Regions from separate parts of the Homo sapiens genome. Here all the other regions are linked to region 1. The links are chromatin loops, found by intact Hi-C in ENCODE. Cell type or tissue: PC-9. All regions are shown on one strand. Each heading gives the region's core, and the rest is flanking DNA. Links, peaks and the distances in the headings are about the cores only. Region 1 overlaps ARID1B (AT-rich interaction domain 1B). Region 2 overlaps ARID1B (AT-rich interaction domain 1B). Region 3 holds the start of LOC124901444 (a long non-coding RNA gene).

Region 1 (5,435 bases), core at 798-4,797:
CAGCACAGAAATCATGACAGGGTGCTTCATATTCCAATAATGAGTTGAGGTAAGGGGTGATATCATATGGCAGATTAGGAACAGATTCTCCAAAGCCCTTTATCCCGAGGTAAGAAGTCTAGACCCAGTTCTGTTGGTCTGAGGGATATTAAGCAGAATGACATGTTCAAATCTGTTATCTGAAGAGGACACTGGGGGCACTGTGAGGGAGAATGGGTTGGAAAGAGCCTGGTGTCAAGGAAACCAGTTTCACAGTATTCTAGGCTTAGGAGGAGAGATGCGAGTCTCAGTTAAGGCATTGGTAATGGGAATGGAGGCTAGTCTGTATTTCAGGAATGGTCAGATGATGTTTATAGCCAGCATCTGGTAAGTGCTGATTTCATTCTCATAACAACCATCAGAGCAGACTGTCGTCATATACATGAAGAAGCTGAGGCCCAGAGATGCTAAGAAACTTGTCTAACTTCTCCAAAGCCACTGCTTGGAGGAGTTAAATTTAGTTCTGTTTAGTGTTACCTGAGTCCATGTTTCACTTCCTATTTCTCTCTAGATTTGGAGGAAAAAGCAGTTCTGAAATTGTAAAATTTCTAGCCTGGTGGCTTTTGCTTTCATTAAGGAAGGAGGGAAGAACTTGTCCATTAAATGTTGGTACTCCTGAAGGTTCTGTTTTAGGCTCTATCGTCCTTTGTGATGCCTTTTTATGATAAAACTCAGTCATCCACGCTCACTCAACTGTCATCTAATTGCCTGCGAATCCATGTTCTTTAGTCTCCTGCAACTTGTGCCATGACCTGTATTTCCTGCTGCCAGCGGGTCACCTCCGCGGATATACCACAAGCATGTCAAATTGCCGAGGACACAACCATGCCATTCATTCTTCCCACCAAGCCAAAAGAAAATCTGGGTGTATCTGGACGACTCCTGTCTTCCCCTTCATATGCAGCCATTATGTTTCTAGAGCTAGAACCATCTGAAAATCTTAAGTCCTTTAGGGTTTTTTCGCCCCCTGCCTTTCTCTTTTAGCAAAGATAAATAAAAAGTGAAACAAATTGGCACAACTTGGAGGATGAAGAAGTAGCAAAAGACAAAGCTGTTAGAGGGATAGGAGAAAGTCATTTCAGGAAGGAGGGAATAGACATAACAAGCAAATTTGCCGTTCAGGAAATGTTTTATTTAAGAAAATTAATAATATTTAGAAAATAAATTGGATGGAAATAAATTTTTAACATTCCTTCTCTGATGAAGAACTGACCTAAAATGTAGTTAGTTCTTTATTCTTGCTTTTTAACCTTGTAGATAACATCATGTTAGTCATTTACCCCCATACAAGTTGAGCACTCTGTAAGGGATGTAATTTAAACATGTCTCAAAACCAAAAACCAGTCCATGGGCAGATCTTTTTATTGCGATAATATATAACTACATAACTGTAAATTGGAACCTAAAAATATATATTTAATATGAAATTAATTTTTTTTAATTAACCCAAACTTTAACTTTTTTATAAGGGGTTGTGTTTGAATGCTTTAGCCACTAGGCATGTGTTTTTCTTTCTGATGCTGTTGGAGCTATAAATAGTAGGTAGAACTGAATGAGATGGCATCACATAAACAACAGCCTAGCTTGGTCATTTCTCCTACTCAGATCGCGAGTCAAAATATTAAACAGTGGTGGTTTCAAACTATATGTAATTTCCTCAAAATTATGCTTCTCTAATATTTTTTCCATCGCTTTTTCCTCACCAAAGATTTGTTACCTCTCCCCTTATATAACTCTTGGTCATAACTCAATAAATTATTTTTTTAAGGAGTGGTACGTGAGTTTATGCTGTACGTGGTTTCTTTGGCTGATCTACTTGAGTCCTTAATTTTCTTACAAAAAGTAACCTGGAACTTATGGCTAGAAACGATACATTCTTACAATATTAATGGCCGAAGGAACGTTACTTCTTTGCAGAATTCGATAAAGAAATGAGAAATTCGGGGACCCGGAAACTTTTAGCGCTTGCCCTGAACAGCGGCCCGGAATCTCCCGCCCACCCGTCCCTGCCCGGATGCCTGCGCGGCGGCGGCGTCCTTCCCTCCTCGGCTGCGCTTTTACTCTTGGTCAGGGCCCGCTTGAGAGAGGGGGATTTTAGAGAGAGGGTGTGAAGGACGCAGGACCGCTTTCAGGCCGCCAGCTCTCAGGCCTCGCTTTCCGGTCCTCACTGCGCGTCCACACCTCGCCTTGGTTTCTTTTGTTTTATTCAAGCCCCGGCCCCGCGGTACAGCGGGGAGACTCGCCCGCGCCCACGGAAGAAGCCGAGCTCCTCCGAAGGGAGAACCAGTGATTCCACGGACCCCGGAATCCCCCGGGAGTGGGACCACCAGGCAGCGGGCGGAATTAACCCTGCCGCGGAGGCGCTGGGCGAGGATGAGGGCGGCGAGCGCGGAGGGGACCGAGTCACACAGCAGCCCGGCGGCCTCTGCCGGCAGGCCCCGCTCGCTCCTTTCGGCCCGACCCGGGCGGGGGTTCCGGTGCCGCCCTCCCTACCCCGCACGTAGGCTCGTGGGGGCGGGGACAGGGGGACGAAAACAACCGCGTCCTCAGCCTGACTGAACAGGCTCGGACTCCTCCGACGGCGCCGCGCCGCGCACAGATGAGCCTTTGTGGGACCCCGCGGAAGGAGGCGCCGGCCGCAGCCACATTCCTTTCCGGGCAAGCGCGGCCGCCGCCTGCAGGCACCGTCCGCCCCGCGCGCCCGCAGGCTCCTCCTGGAGGCGGGAGGCGGCGGCCGCTCGCACAGCGTGTTTTCTAAAGTTTCTGCTGACACAGCTTCGCGTACACATGAGCCGGCGCGGCCAGACTCACGCAGGCACCGAGTGTTTCCCCTGCGCCGTCTCGCGCCGCCGCCCCGCTACCTCGCCGCGCGCCCCTAACCTCTGCGTCCCGCGTGGCGCGCCCAGCGCTTAAGGTTTTATTTTTCCCCTACTTCCTTTGGTGCATCTCTTTCCCCCTCTCAAAACCACCACCCAAACTTAAAGGCTGGATGAGTTGGAACCCGTTCGCGTAATTAAAACGAGTGGCTGACGGTGGAAAAGCCAGGAACTACAGACGAAGGACGCCAGCAGGGCCGCGGAGCCCAGGCCGCCAAGAACAGGGCGGGGAGGCGGGGCGGGGCCGCGGAAGGGGGCGAGGTGGAGGGGCGGGGCCGGCGGGAGGTGGGCGGGGCGAGGCTGGCAGGCCGCCGCCATTGGCTGTTACCCGACGCACCGAGGCTGGGCGGCTTAGCCAGGCACTTGGATTCTATTTGTGTAATAGCTGCTTCTTGGAGCCAAGTGCATGCTCATCAACCTTCCTTGCTGGGAAAACCAACTCACAGCATTTTTTAAAAGCCGAGAAACGCCTAGGCTTGTAAAGTTTCATCTCCTGCCTGTGCTTTCCTGTTCTTAATTAAATGCTGAAGAGTCTTGTCGGGATATTACTTTTCATCCTGTCTCTGCCATGGAGACTTTGGGATCACTGGGTGGTCTCTTGGTCACTTGCAGGTGTTTTAGGTAGGATGTTGCAATCTGCAATCTAGGAACATTTGACGACTTTTTCAAGTAAGCTAAACAACACATGAAACTATAGTAGATTAACCAAGACATGCATTTAATCCAACTAGTAGCAATCAGCGACGGCCACTTTGGTTTTACACTTTTTGTTCACTCTGTGAACTATATAATTTGACCATAAATTCTAATTTGTTCTCTTGTTGATAATTCTTATGCAGATAACTTATAACTTATGTGTGTATTTTTATCAGACTCAAAGCAACTTAATTTTGGAATTCTGCAAATTTAATTGATGATCCATTATAACAACGTAGGGTTAGGGTTAGGGTCAGTTTTCGGTGTTGATGTAGAGACAGAATCCAAAAGTATTTTGAAATGTTTAAGAGAAATGGCCTTGAAGAGTTCTGAATATTAACATTCTTCTGTTTTTATGCCTTGTAGTGTTTACCGCACGTGTGAATATGCATAGAAATTTTCATGTAGCAATTTCTGTGTTTGTGATCTGTATACAGATTTTATAAAAATAATAGCAGGGACATTTCTGACCTTGATCATTGTTGTTAACTGATGACATTTGCCAGTTACAGTTTAAATTAAGTTGAATTTATTATTTAGGTGTTTCATAAGAAGGAGTGAGTTGCATACTAGGATATACTCTTGTATTCCATATCCTCTCCTCACTCCGGCGCTTCCTAACAGGAAGAGCAAATGCATTGTGAGGATAAACACTGATTGGTTACTATCTGTAGAGCAGGATTAGCAGCTCTTTTTAGATTTTGAGCTGCAATCTCTTTTAATAGTGCTTAAATTGATGCAGGTCAGTGAATTTTGTGTTTACAGGCTTTTAACTCCCTAGCTTTGTGAATACTGAATTTATGGAAAAGCTTAATTTTCTCTGTATCTCAGAAGGGATATGTACAATTAAAAAAGAAAACAATACAAATTATTTTACATAAACTGGAGCAATTTGGAAACAGTGTAATAAGGGTTGAGTAAAAGATTTCTCCCCATCGTCGTGGCATATTCTACTGTTACACTTACCTGCCATTGCTCATAATGGGTCTGACGTTGTAGGTACATCTAAGTGTGGTTTGCAGTCACTATTTTATGTTATTTGGAAAGTCTTGGATTTTAAAATGTTAACCCAAATAAATATCAACAAGGCATATCTATTTGGGAGTCACTTATGACTTCTGCCCCTCCAACAGTAATTTCTATTTGCTGCAAACATTTGCCAAGTTTACGGCAAATTTTGAAGTTAAACTTTGCCTACCTAATATAATGAGTGTGTGGTTCCTATGCTCCCCTAGGTTTGCCAAAGGTAGTCTTGATGTAAATAATACATTCAAGTGAGATGTCAAGCAAGTGTATGGCTTGACAGATTTTGCATGTAGATTGTAGCTAGTTATCTCAGGTTATTTATTCTTTAAACTTTCACCAATTTACCCATTTTAAAAATAGTGAATTTGTATTAAAAATAGTTGGTAACATAAACCATGGCATTCAGCCTACATTTCATATGAGATTTATCTGCCTGTGCAGAGATGTTACTTAACTTGAAGGCCTCTTTGTGGAAGAAAGATTTGTCTTCCAACATTTTGCGTCAGCAGTGCTGAAGTGCCACTCTGTGGAAGTTGCTTCTTATGGCCTTCCTGCCACAAAAATGATATGTGGTTTAACTCTTTCAGGAACTGGGGTCATTTCATCCCAAACGCTGACCAAGGTTGTTTATAAACTCTTAGAAAAACATAACATAAATGAATCTTACTGCCAAGTGACAAGTTTCTTTTTATGTTTGGTTGTAAATTATTTCAGAAACCTCATTTTTGTTTAAAAAGCAGATTTGTATGAACAAAATTGAGTGAACAAATTGAGTCCATTTAATATTAAAATGTTGAA
Region 2 (5,435 bases), core at 613-4,612, 140 kb before region 1:
AGAGCTGATTAGCTTTATACTGTATTTTTGTGGCTAGGGGCTTTTATGTTGAGGCCTCAGGATAGAGAACAAAGTAAGGTTATGATAAAATCTTACACGGGGAACCCGAAAAGAGGGAGAGTTCGCTGTCTTAATTTCTGCATTTTCTAAGGGTAGAGCCTGAATTAACGCAACTGCCTTAGGTTTCTTCTGGCCTCCCTGGGAGTTATAGTCAAGGAGTGTTTGTGAGGCGCCTTTAGGCTCCCCATACCGACAGCATCTTACTTCGGGGCTCTCTCCCTGCATCAAATCTTCCTCGTCAGCTTGCAGATTCTCAATTATATGTTAACCGTCTTTATTCTTGGTAGCATTATTGTAAATTTGGGGTAGTAGTTATAATTTCTTCTAATTGTTTCTCCCAGAGCTATTGTTTGCCTAATATTCATATAAACCTGGCAAAGAGTTCATTGCTAGGGGGATTCCCAAGTTACTCCAGGGACTTGGTGATCTGAGAGCTCCCACAGTTGGGGTCCTCCACTCTGGACAAATAGATTGCCTTGTCTTCGTGACAATTTACTTTTCTTCTTTGGGGATCTGTGTGGAAAGTTAAAATAAGTCATAGCCCTTCCTCTCCTTGCTTTTCTTTACTTTTCTGAGCTTTACTTCCTTCTCCTCTGGACGTGCTGCCTCTGAACGCCATGTCTTCCATGCTTTCCTCTCCAGCGTGAGCCTGACACACATCAGCCCCAGCACTCGGCCCACGCTCCCCACAGCATGATCTCACTCTCCGATCCTCACCTCGGGACTGTCACCTCGTCTCACTCCAGCCCCATCTCTTCACCTTTCCTTGCTTTGACTCTTGACTTCTTCTGAGAGTTGCCGGCTCCTCTGAGTGGCAGGTGCTGGAGGTGCTGGAGGTAAGCTGTTACCTGTTCTGCTGGTGTTTGCCTTCCTCCTGTGCAGGTGTTTCCTGTTAACCTGCCCTGGCAGTTCAGCCTACTCAGACCAGCAGTAAGTTCTCTTTCTCTGGCAATGGCATTTTGTATCAACAACAGCTGTAGGTCAGGGAAGAGGCATTTCAGGAGCCAGAATCGCGGGACCCTCATTTATTCTGATAAAGTATCACTTGGAACTGTTTTCTTTGAGATTCTCTGGGAAAAAAAATATCGTGCCCTAATGCAGTGTTTTCTAAACTGCTGATTATGACTCATTAATGGGAGCAAGAAAGTAATGTATTAGACTGCAACTAGAAATGTTTTTAATGGAAGGAATTTGATGTAAATAGTAGAAGATACAAATGTAGCACATACAGCAAGTGTCCTCTGTGTTCAAGGTTTTGACATAAAATATGTTTCTTCCTCCGAGTTGGCGTCAAAACATTTGACAGCCATTACTCTAATTAACTTTCAGTATTTTTTAAGCTCCTTTGATTCCCCTCTCCCTTTTTCCTTCTAATGATAATTTAAGAATTTTTTTTTTTTTTGTAGTTCAGATAAAGTAGATTTAGAACATGGTCTATTTTCAGGACAACCTGATGAAAAACTGAAACCATAGCTAAGTGATTTGCCAGTTGCACGGCAGGTCTTCTCTATTTCATGCAGGTCTTTGCCTCCTAAGCAGTGCGCCTTCCCAGTAAAGCTCCAGCAGATAAGGGTAAGGTGGCCACCTGGAGGGCCTTCTGTAGATGGGCGTTCCATCTGGGAGGATTAGGAGGTGTAAGGATGGAGTGCCCAAACTCCAGCAGTTGGTTTTTCCTGGATGCTGTGTGTGGGCTAATCATAGTCCGCTAAGGAGGTGGCTGCCATGTTTCTAGGATTATTAGGCTACCACTAGTTTGGGGAGTGAAGAGCAATGGAAAAAGGTTCTGAGATTCAGGAACCACCGAATGCCCAGATACTAGTGTTGCTAATTCTTTTTTCTGGCAGTAAGAAATAGCTGTAGGTTTTAAATGATTGTGAGTGATTATTGAATGTAGTAGCCCTGGTCAGAAAATATTATCATTTCCCCCCAGTTCCTTATACCTTGTCTTGAGCTCGGGGAAGTCCTTCCGGACTACAGTGTTGCTGCTGGGATAAAGTTTCATTGTTCTTGTAAGAAACATTTTTGAAAGGAAACTAAATATGTCAAATGAATAGTTGGAAATCGTGTTTCCCTATGACATATACAGTGTATCTTTTAAATTTAAAGGATTTATTAAAGTGAAAATCATTGTAGGATACTGTTTGAAACCTGGCTTTACCTTCTAATGGTAATATAGCTAAAATAAAGTAAAATTGGAATATGATCTAATTTCAGAACTAAAATATTTTAGCCCAGTTATCCTTATATGTCACTGGATTTTGGAGGGTTCTGTCTTAAGACAGGTATTTGTACCAGTTAATGTCCAAAACAGTGAAATGCATTCACTGAAGTCTATTGACTTAATTTCAGAGGTGCTTAGAATGGACAATCAGAATACATCCATGTTGAAGTATTGGTTTGAGGTGGGTAAGTATCATTTTATGATTATTTATTGAGTTTCAAAATGTATAGTTTAGAATGCCTAATTTTAATGATTTGTAAATATAAAATGAGGAGGCAATGGAAAGAAGTGAGACATTTATTTTGCTGAAAATTCTACCTTCAGTAAGTCCTCCTCCCTTTCCCCTGCCTGCCCTTGGGTGTCTTTCTGTTACTGATTTTAAAATGTCAACATCCTATATTTTTTTCTGACCAATCTTTTGGGTCTACTTGGTACATGTTCCACCTGATGAAATTTTAAAAGTTGCAGATTGTTCTTCTCAAGGGAAATAACTGAATTATTTTCTTTTTGTATGAACATTTACTTTGAAATATGTTGATATTTCAAGTACTTTGATACTTTATCCAAAGCATCACTTCTTCATATTGCCACAACTTTAAAATGGAGTTCCTGTTTCTTGCCCAGTATCACAAGTTTATCATGTAAGTTAAGATTATGTGCTAAACGACTCACAACGAAGCCTCCCCTTCCCACTTGTGCCTAGAACTTACAGTGTCTGTGTTGGTAGAAATTTTGTATCCTAATATTGTACAGGTTGAGTATCCCTCATCTGAAAATCCAAAATTAGAAATGTGCCAAAATCCTAAACTTTTTTTGAGTACTGATGTGATGCTCAGAGGAGATGCTTATTGGAGCATCCAAGATTTTGGATTTTTGGGTTAGGGATGCTCAACCAGCAATTATGTAATGCAGATATCTCAAAGTTTGAAAAAGCTTGAAATCCAAGACACTTCTGATCCCAAGCATTTCAGATAAGGGACATTCTACCCATACTTTCTAAATTAATCTCAACTACACAGATTTTACAATTTTAGTGTTGCTGTTATTGTTTGTTTGTTTTGAATTTTGTTCTTGTCGCCCAGGCTGGAGTGCAATGGTGTGATCTCAGCTCACTGCAACCTCCGCCTCCTGGGTTTAAGTGATTCTCTTGCCTCAGCCTCTGGAGTAGCTGGGATTCCAGGCACCTGCCACCATGCCTGGCTAACAATTTTAGTTTTTAAAACTTAAAGAAATGTGTGTGCATTTCTCATTTACAGGCTTCCTTCCTCTATTCAGCTTCTTTTCCCACCCCTGCTGGCTCTCTTGTATCCTCTGGGCTCCCCATGCCTTACCCCGTACTGCTCTCCTGGGACACAGCATGACCTCCAAAGTGTCCTTGCCTCTCTTGTCCCAGTCTGAGTGGCTGTTCGCTTCCTCCACCTTTCACTTCCGTTTAATGACTGAGCCTCGTGGGAGAGTGGAGTGAGCACTTCCGTTTGTGACTACTGGGTGAAATTATGCAGGTTTCCTAGCCCTTGACCGTAACAAGGACAGAGTTGAACCAGTGGCCATTCAAAGTCTTTTCCAGTTCCGGAAGTGTATGATAAAGTAGTTCTTAATAATGTGTAACTGTGCCGAGCCTTCCAAGGAGGAAGGGAATGGATACATATTTTTTCATTTAAAACAATAGCTCATTGATCCAGCAATATGTGGACTGTGTACTGGATATATTTTTGAGCATCTCCTCTTCCCTTCCCTTTACACCAACTCAAACTATGATCCAGGGAACAAGCTGCAAGGAGTTAGTTTTTGAACCACTGATAATGCTTTTGTGTTCCACTGACCCTACCTTTGTACATGGAATTCAGGGGAGGAATCATTGCTTTGTGAAATGGTGGGCTGGTGGTAGCAGCATCTTCGAATGTAGAAAGATTTATTTATTTATAAACCCACTCCTCATTTGTTATGAGAACATTCTGAAACTCAGGAAGGCGACAGAAGACTCATGCTCATTTGAAGCCTGTCCTGTCCTAGGTAATAGGGACAAAACCCCCAGCCTCTTCACTGTCTGTGTCAGTGTGCAGCCTCCTCTCGGGAGAGCAGTGGGTGCCAGTAACGTACCAATGCTGGCTCTTCCCACGGGACTGTCTGTTCATGGATTCTGCAGTTGACACGATTCCCAAAGTCTCAGAGGAAGAAATTTAAGAGCCAAGTTGGGTCTTGGACAGTCTGTGGAGAAGTTGGACCCTTGCATGATTACCATTGCTATTACTTTTCTCCATTGCTATGTTTTTCACCATATACATCATTTAAATTTAGGGGTAGATAGATTAATGAGTACATTTTCTCCCTGAAAAGTATCTTCATGGAACACTTAGACTGTATCTTTTTAAAGGATGATGCTTTAAATTAATGCAGTTTTTGAAATTTTCATTTTTGATGGGCTTGGCATTTTCTTCTGTTTTCATCAGCTTAGTTACAAAAATCATTTTGAGGAGGGCCAGAAGAGAAAAAGGATATAGGAAGGCTGTGGAGCACCCACCCTCCTGCACCCTCAGAGAGTGGGCTTTTGACTCGTGGTAACAATGCAACCGCATAATCTCACCTCACCCCCAATTCTTTCATTTGAAAAAAAAAGAAGAAACAATTTCAAAGGCTGTATTTAAAACCTACACACGAATGAGTAATTTATATGCATTTATCATGCAAGTATACGATCCCCAGGGTGGAAAGTGGCCTGCAGTGAATGGTCTCGCTCCTCCTGTTCCCCTACAAGGCTCCCCTTCCAAATTGGAAGATACCAGTTGCTTGTCTTTTTGTTGACTCTTTTAAAATTCTAGTCCTCTTCTGGTAAATCCTATTTTCTGTACCCTGTCCCCACCCCATAGTTATCTCAAAGAGAACAGTCTTTTCAATCAAGCATTCACTGCACATGTCCCAGTCATGCGGTTACAAAGTTGACATTGCAGCCTCAGCAAAGGTTATCTCTTTAAAATTTTCTGAAATTCCCCTTTGGCACATTCATTTTGGCAGCTGGGTTTATATAGGAAAGTGGTAAAGCTCTTGGCTCCTCTTTTTGTGCTTTATAAAAATAGAAATCTCTGGCCAGAAGGGCAGATAAGCAAGAAGCTCCTCTGTAATTCCCATCACTTCTGCTTCCCGAGTGTTTTCTGTT
Region 3 (5,435 bases), core at 777-4,776, 340 kb before region 1:
TTCACCATGTTGGCCAGGCTGGTCTCAAACCTCTGGACTCAAGCAAACCACCCACCTTGGCCTCCCAAAGTGGGATTACAGGCATGAGCCACTGTGCCCAGCCTATTTATTCAATTTTTAAAACAAGTCAGTAAGTTTAGAATTTCTTTCAAAAATTAAAAAAAAATTGAGTTGCATTTTATTTATTTGCGAACCCCAATTGGTTTCCTGCCCACACCTCCCCTTTCCTCGAATCATTCTTGGGTAGAATCACCTGTGATAGAAGAAAAATCTCTGGTGACCACTGTAGCCCTAGCGAATGAAGTGCACGGCAGATGCAGCCCAAGCTCCAGCCCTTCCACATGAAAATCATTGTTTACACTTGATCAAGGGCCAAATGGCACTGACTGTATTACGAACAAGAAGATGTATCTTCCAAGTAATTAGCTAGTGCATAAATATCAAAATTAATAAAATAAGATACTATATCTTCTCATTTTGGTGGCTTCCAAACTGGTAGAAATTTGTTCTCCTGAACTCTTAAGATTTTCCCAGGAAAGGTAGAACTACATCAAAAAGAAGCTGAAAAAAAAAAAAAAAAATCCCTACAAGCAAAGGCCAGCTCAAACCCTAGATAAACTTTCCTCCCTCCAATCAGCATGTTACAGAAAATAATGTTTCCATTTAACAACAGATAGTTTAACAATCATTATTCTATGCCAGGACCTAGCAGTGCATAAATGGCTTCCCCTTTTGAAAAGTTTCTTCTTGCCCAATTGGACTCTAAGCCTCCTGAGGAAAGGGCTTACCAAATTCCATTTTAATGTAGTCACAGTTAGCTTAATAGCCTCAGGAATAAGGGCTGGCATGCCACTGGGGGTGTCAAAGAATAACAGGGGCAGGAGGGAAGGGGTAAGGAAGAGATTGCCAAGCAGCTAGCTTATTTCATTTCTGTTTATTCAACAAGCAGGTTTTATACCTACTGTAAAATTATTTTTTTATTTGCACATTTTATATATTACCTCTCACGGTTCTATGGGCTGACTAAGCTCAGCTGGGCAGTTCTTGCTTGGGGTCTTTCATACAATTGCAGTCAGACAACAGCTGGGGCTGGAGTCATCAGAAGTTTGGACAGGCCTGGCCATCCAAAATGGCCTATTCACTTGGCTGGCAGTGAATGGCTGGCAGTTGATGTTATCTGTTGGCTGGGAGTTCACTGCACACTATCAACCTGTCCACCTGATCTCACCTACACAAGATCCCTGATTCCTGAAGATTGCAGCTGGGTCCTAGGAGGGAATGTCCCAAGAGTGAGCATTCCAAGAGTCCCAAGTAGAAGCAGCAAGATTCTTATAATCTAGCCTTGAACGTCATAAAGCATCAATCCAGCTACAGTCCAGATTCAAGGCGGGGACACATCAGAGTGTGAATAAAGGAGTCAGGGCTTCTGGGTGGGAGAAATCTTAGGAGAAGGAACAAGATAGGCAGATAGATAGATAGATAGATAGATAGATAGATAGATAGATAGATAGAACATAAAATTTATAGATATATTTAGATACATTATATATGTATTTAGATATATATGTATATATAGCCAGATATTGCACATTACACAGTGTGCTTTATGAGCATTTCATTCACAAAAGTGAGTCCTGGTAGCTAGATATAAGCATTCAAACTTTACAGATGAGGAACCTGAAGCTCAGAGAAGCTAAGTCACTTCTCTGAGGTTACCCAGCAATGACTTTTCCTCTCTGAAATCCAATGGGCCATCTACCGCTATTAACCCAAAGTGCTCAATGAGCTCTCTCTACTATTTCCCAGGTGCAAGGTTTTGTTCTAAGGGGCATTGTTGGAAATATGAATGATAGAGGAGATACATCCCCTGCCTTCAAGGATTTTATAATCTAGTAGAGACCAAAAATATTGAGGTAAGATAATTCGTGGCTCAACAAGGAAACCTCCATTATAACAGATCCCCCTTTATCCAAACTACTGAAATTAAATATTAGGAACATCCAAGGGAAATTGCCCTGAGAAACCTCTTTGACGCTTTTTACGTCCTTCAAAGAGATTGAAAGAAAAGGTAAAAATGAGGAAGATGAGTAAAGGGTAGGACTAGAATGCAGGAGATCTGGAGGACTCCCTAAAAGGCTATTGAAAGGAAGGCTCCACCACTGCAATGAAGAAACTTTGTTTAACATGCAAAAATGTAAAAATGTAAATTGATTTCTTTCTAAAAGGCTATGCAAACAGGGTGTATATTTGTGTTTTTCTGTCAAAGAATGGGTTTAAAATACCTTTTTCCCTTTCCCACTGTAGTAGATGGATAGTCATAAAACCTTCCACCGTTTTTATCACACCGCTGATCACTTTCTCTACCTACAGGGCAATAATTTTCCACTCTGTAACCCAATCAATATGCTATCTACCACTAACTCCCCTTGCTATCCTTCTCCTCAACCTCAGTTATCAGATTTTTTTAAATTACAACTTTAAGTTTCAGACAATTTAAGTCCGTGGTATCTTTCAAGCTATTCGTTTAGTTTTTCATACATTTTTTAAGTGTCTATGTTCTTGCTGTCAACTGTTAAAAGCTGGAGAGTTTAGTTTTAAGAACTTGAGCCACAGTACACCTTATTTGTCCCCTTGCGTCTCGCTACTGCAGCCCTAGGTGCTTTGTATAATGCATGAGTGAACCCCGCTTAGAAATAGAAATGCATTTTCAATAAGTATTTATTATGTTGTTCTGAGCATACAGCTTTAAATTTGCCCGCTGTAGCTTGAAGCATTATACAAACTGTTGGTCTGCTGACTGCCTCTCTGGCAGCAACACACAGAGAAAATAGATTGCTAAGGGTTTTTTTCCCTCCTCCTCCCCCTCTCCTCTCTCCTCTCTCTCTCTCCTCTCCTCTCTGTTTTTTCCTTTTTCTCTTTTTAAACAAGTCGTGGACATTTTTTAATCTTGTGGCATTTTTAATCAACACGTATTTCCTTCCAAGACCTATGATCCCCTATTGATTCCCATTAAAATGCTTTTCTTTTCTTTGCCCCCTCTGCTGATCGAATTTCAGATCAGCCACAGGAGATGCAACTAACCTTCCGGCACTACTGAACCCAACCGAGCGAGGGTGATCAAAAGGCTTGATGCATTCATTAAACATTCCCATCGCCCGGGCAGGAGCTCTGATGGAAGCTATCTCTCCGCATTGCAATTTTTTCCCCCTTTTTGTCTTTCCCCCCACCTCCAAAAAAATGTTTTTTGCCTTTGATCGCAAGGGGCGGGGGTAGAACATGAGAACAAAAGAGACCTATCTTTTTCCTCAGGGCTGACGTCAGTTTGATTTTACTGACAACTATTCGAGCGTGTGTAGCAGTTGGAAGCGGCCCCACGACCGCCCCACCTCCCACCTTCCACTTTTGGGAGAAAACAAGACTTTTAGCGGCTCCGGAGACGCGCCCTGAAAATGGCCCGCTCGGGCTCTGCGCTTGCTGCCCTCCTGCCTGCTCGGCAAAGGGCATTCGAGGCTTATTTGTGTGGCACGATCTTTACTGGGGCGGAAAACACGCGGCGGGGGAGGAGCGGGCACAGACGCAGCCGGGCGGGGAGAGCCAGGAATGTTCCTCCCGGCGTGGGGAGAGGAGAGGACACGGGCAGAGAAAATAGTCCCCGCCCGGCGCGGGGCGCGCGGGGTCCGGGTCCCGGGCGGCTCCGGGTGGCGCGGCGGCGCGAGGGTTCCGGCCGCGCGGAGTCGGGGCGCAGGGAGCCTCAGACGCCGCGGGCGCGCGTGCGCGGTGCGGCCCCCACGCCCCGGCCGCGGCGGCCTCGGCGGCGCCAGCCTCCGGCTCGGCGAGCGCGGCGGCGGGCGGGCCGCAAAACCTGGGCCGGAGCCGGGCGCGGAGCGGGCGGCGCCGCGGAGTTTGGGCGGCAGCGCGGCCCGGCGAGGAGCTGGAGAAGCCGGCGGCAGGGGGACGCGCACGCCGAAGAAAAGCCCCTCTCCCGCGTCCCTCACTCGCTCCTGGAGGCCGAAGAGCGGGGCTCGCGATGCCGGTGCAAGATTCCCAATCAGGCCTGGGAGGAAATGGATGCAATTAGGGCACACCCCCGTCCCGCAGTTGCCAGGAGCCTGAAGATCTATGACCGACTTAAGCCATTTCTGGAAAAGTCATATTTTCCAGGCTTTCGTGAAATACTCATTGCTCCTATTCTAAATCTGGAGGCGAATGTGCATCTATTTCAGGGGGAATGAAAGATGTGAAAAGTAGACTGGGCTCCGGGAAATGTGGGTAATGGGACTGGACCTGCGCCTGGGGTCCGCCCACCCGTCATCTCCCGGGAGCCCCCCGACGTGTGCCATTAAGCATAAGGCGCGTTAAGCGCTGCCACAAAGTCCCGAAAAGGCGAATTAAAAAGGATCACTTCTCCCTCAGGATCTTGATTTTTACTAAGGGAAAACGTGCGTTAAAGAAAAGCCAGCGAGCGCTGGCGTGGCCCTGTCATTATCTTGGCGTCTCTGCTGACCTCCATTTCAGCCTGGACTACACTGGGTTCCAGTTCTGTTTTCCTATTTCCCCGGACTCCTAGAGGGTGGATACCAAGGCTGATTGTTGTCTGTTCTGCCCCAGCCCTCCAGGGTACACCATAGGTGCTCAGTAGATGACTCCTGAGTATATATTGGAGGTGATAGTAAAATGCTACCAAGCACAGAGGAAAGAACAGTTAAAGGGTCAGACGGTGCTTTGTGAAAGGCCAGGCATTTGAGCTGGATTCTGAAGACCAACTCTAGATGACAGTAAAGGCCACTCCAGGTTGAGGGAACAACATGAGCAAAGCAGGGAACCTACAATGAGTAGGAAAGTGATGAATCTGCATAGGGGGTTACTCAGGGGGCATAGAAAAGGAAGCCAGGAAGCCACTGAATACCTTGCCACACAGGTAACAGCCAGGAAAAGCACAAAACATGCTGTTCAGTGGTTCTGGAATATGGGCATGCAAATATATAATAAAATAAGCAATGTGGATATACAAAAACAAAAGTAAAAAGAAAAACAGGACAGTTTATTGGGGAATTTCAGAAAAAGTACATGAAACAAAAAAGAAATGTCAAGGAAAATCCCTGGCCTGAAACTCCCAGAACAAAACATTTAATACCATTTGTGGGGGCTCTTTATGAAAGAGGGAGAAAGAAAAGAGGTAACAAAGAGGAACTAGTGTTTTGATTAAAGATCTTTGACCATAACAATGCGAAAGCATAAGGTCTCTTATCATAAGAGACCTGTGTCTTATCCTGTATCATAAGACACAGGAGATTTTAGACATCACTGTTAAGAAAGAGCTGGAACTCAGAATTAACAAGAGAAGAGGGAGAGATTAAACAGAAGATAAATGTGGATCATCAAGGAATTTTAAATTGTAGCACAGTCACTCAATAGAGTATTATGCAGTCATTAAA

Evidence for each region. Peaks named below come from ENCODE experiments on the same cell type or tissue, not always from the same donor. Only the 100,000 strongest peaks of a DNase experiment are listed, where the experiment ranks them.
Region 2: a loop joins it to region 1, with 2.5 times the contacts of the local background. A loop is called at or near these places in 14 of 110 quality-filtered maps.
Region 3: a loop joins it to region 1, with 24 times the contacts of the local background. A loop is called at or near these places in 62 of 110 quality-filtered maps.

What each region holds. Positions count from the first base shown.
Region 1 is chr6:157,018,995-157,024,429 of GRCh38, forward strand. The region is part of intron 4 of ARID1B (AT-rich interaction domain 1B); the gene reads left to right. Among named protein-coding and RNA genes, the nearest start is that of MIR4466, 240 kb to the left of the region's middle. RefSeq lists an enhancer at 100-149 and silencers at 2,372-2,891, 3,192-3,281. In PC-9, for the core only: CTCF peaks have their summits at 2,766 (motif pointing left) and 2,972; DNase peaks (open chromatin) are centred at 2,577 and 3,277; H3K4me3 peaks cover 2,593 bases; H3K27ac peaks cover 1,996 bases.
Region 2 is chr6:156,882,875-156,888,309 of GRCh38, forward strand. All of the region lies in intron 2 of ARID1B (AT-rich interaction domain 1B), which reads left to right. Among named protein-coding and RNA genes, the nearest start is that of MIR4466, 110 kb to the left of the region's middle. RefSeq lists a silencer at 3,780-3,829. In PC-9, for the core only: no CTCF peak of the experiment used is centred there; no DNase peak of the experiment used is centred there.
Region 3 is chr6:156,683,662-156,689,096 of GRCh38, forward strand. LOC124901444 (a long non-coding RNA gene) reads right to left here and starts at 1,411. Exons shown (of 2, transcript XR_007059829.1): 1 at 1,002-1,411. RefSeq lists enhancers at 2,347-3,274, 2,605-2,714, 3,275-4,201 and a silencer at 3,555-3,864. In PC-9, for the core only: CTCF peaks have their summits at 3,080 and 3,279; DNase peaks (open chromatin) are centred at 3,220 and 3,550; H3K4me3 peaks cover 2,599 bases; H3K27ac peaks cover 1,180 bases.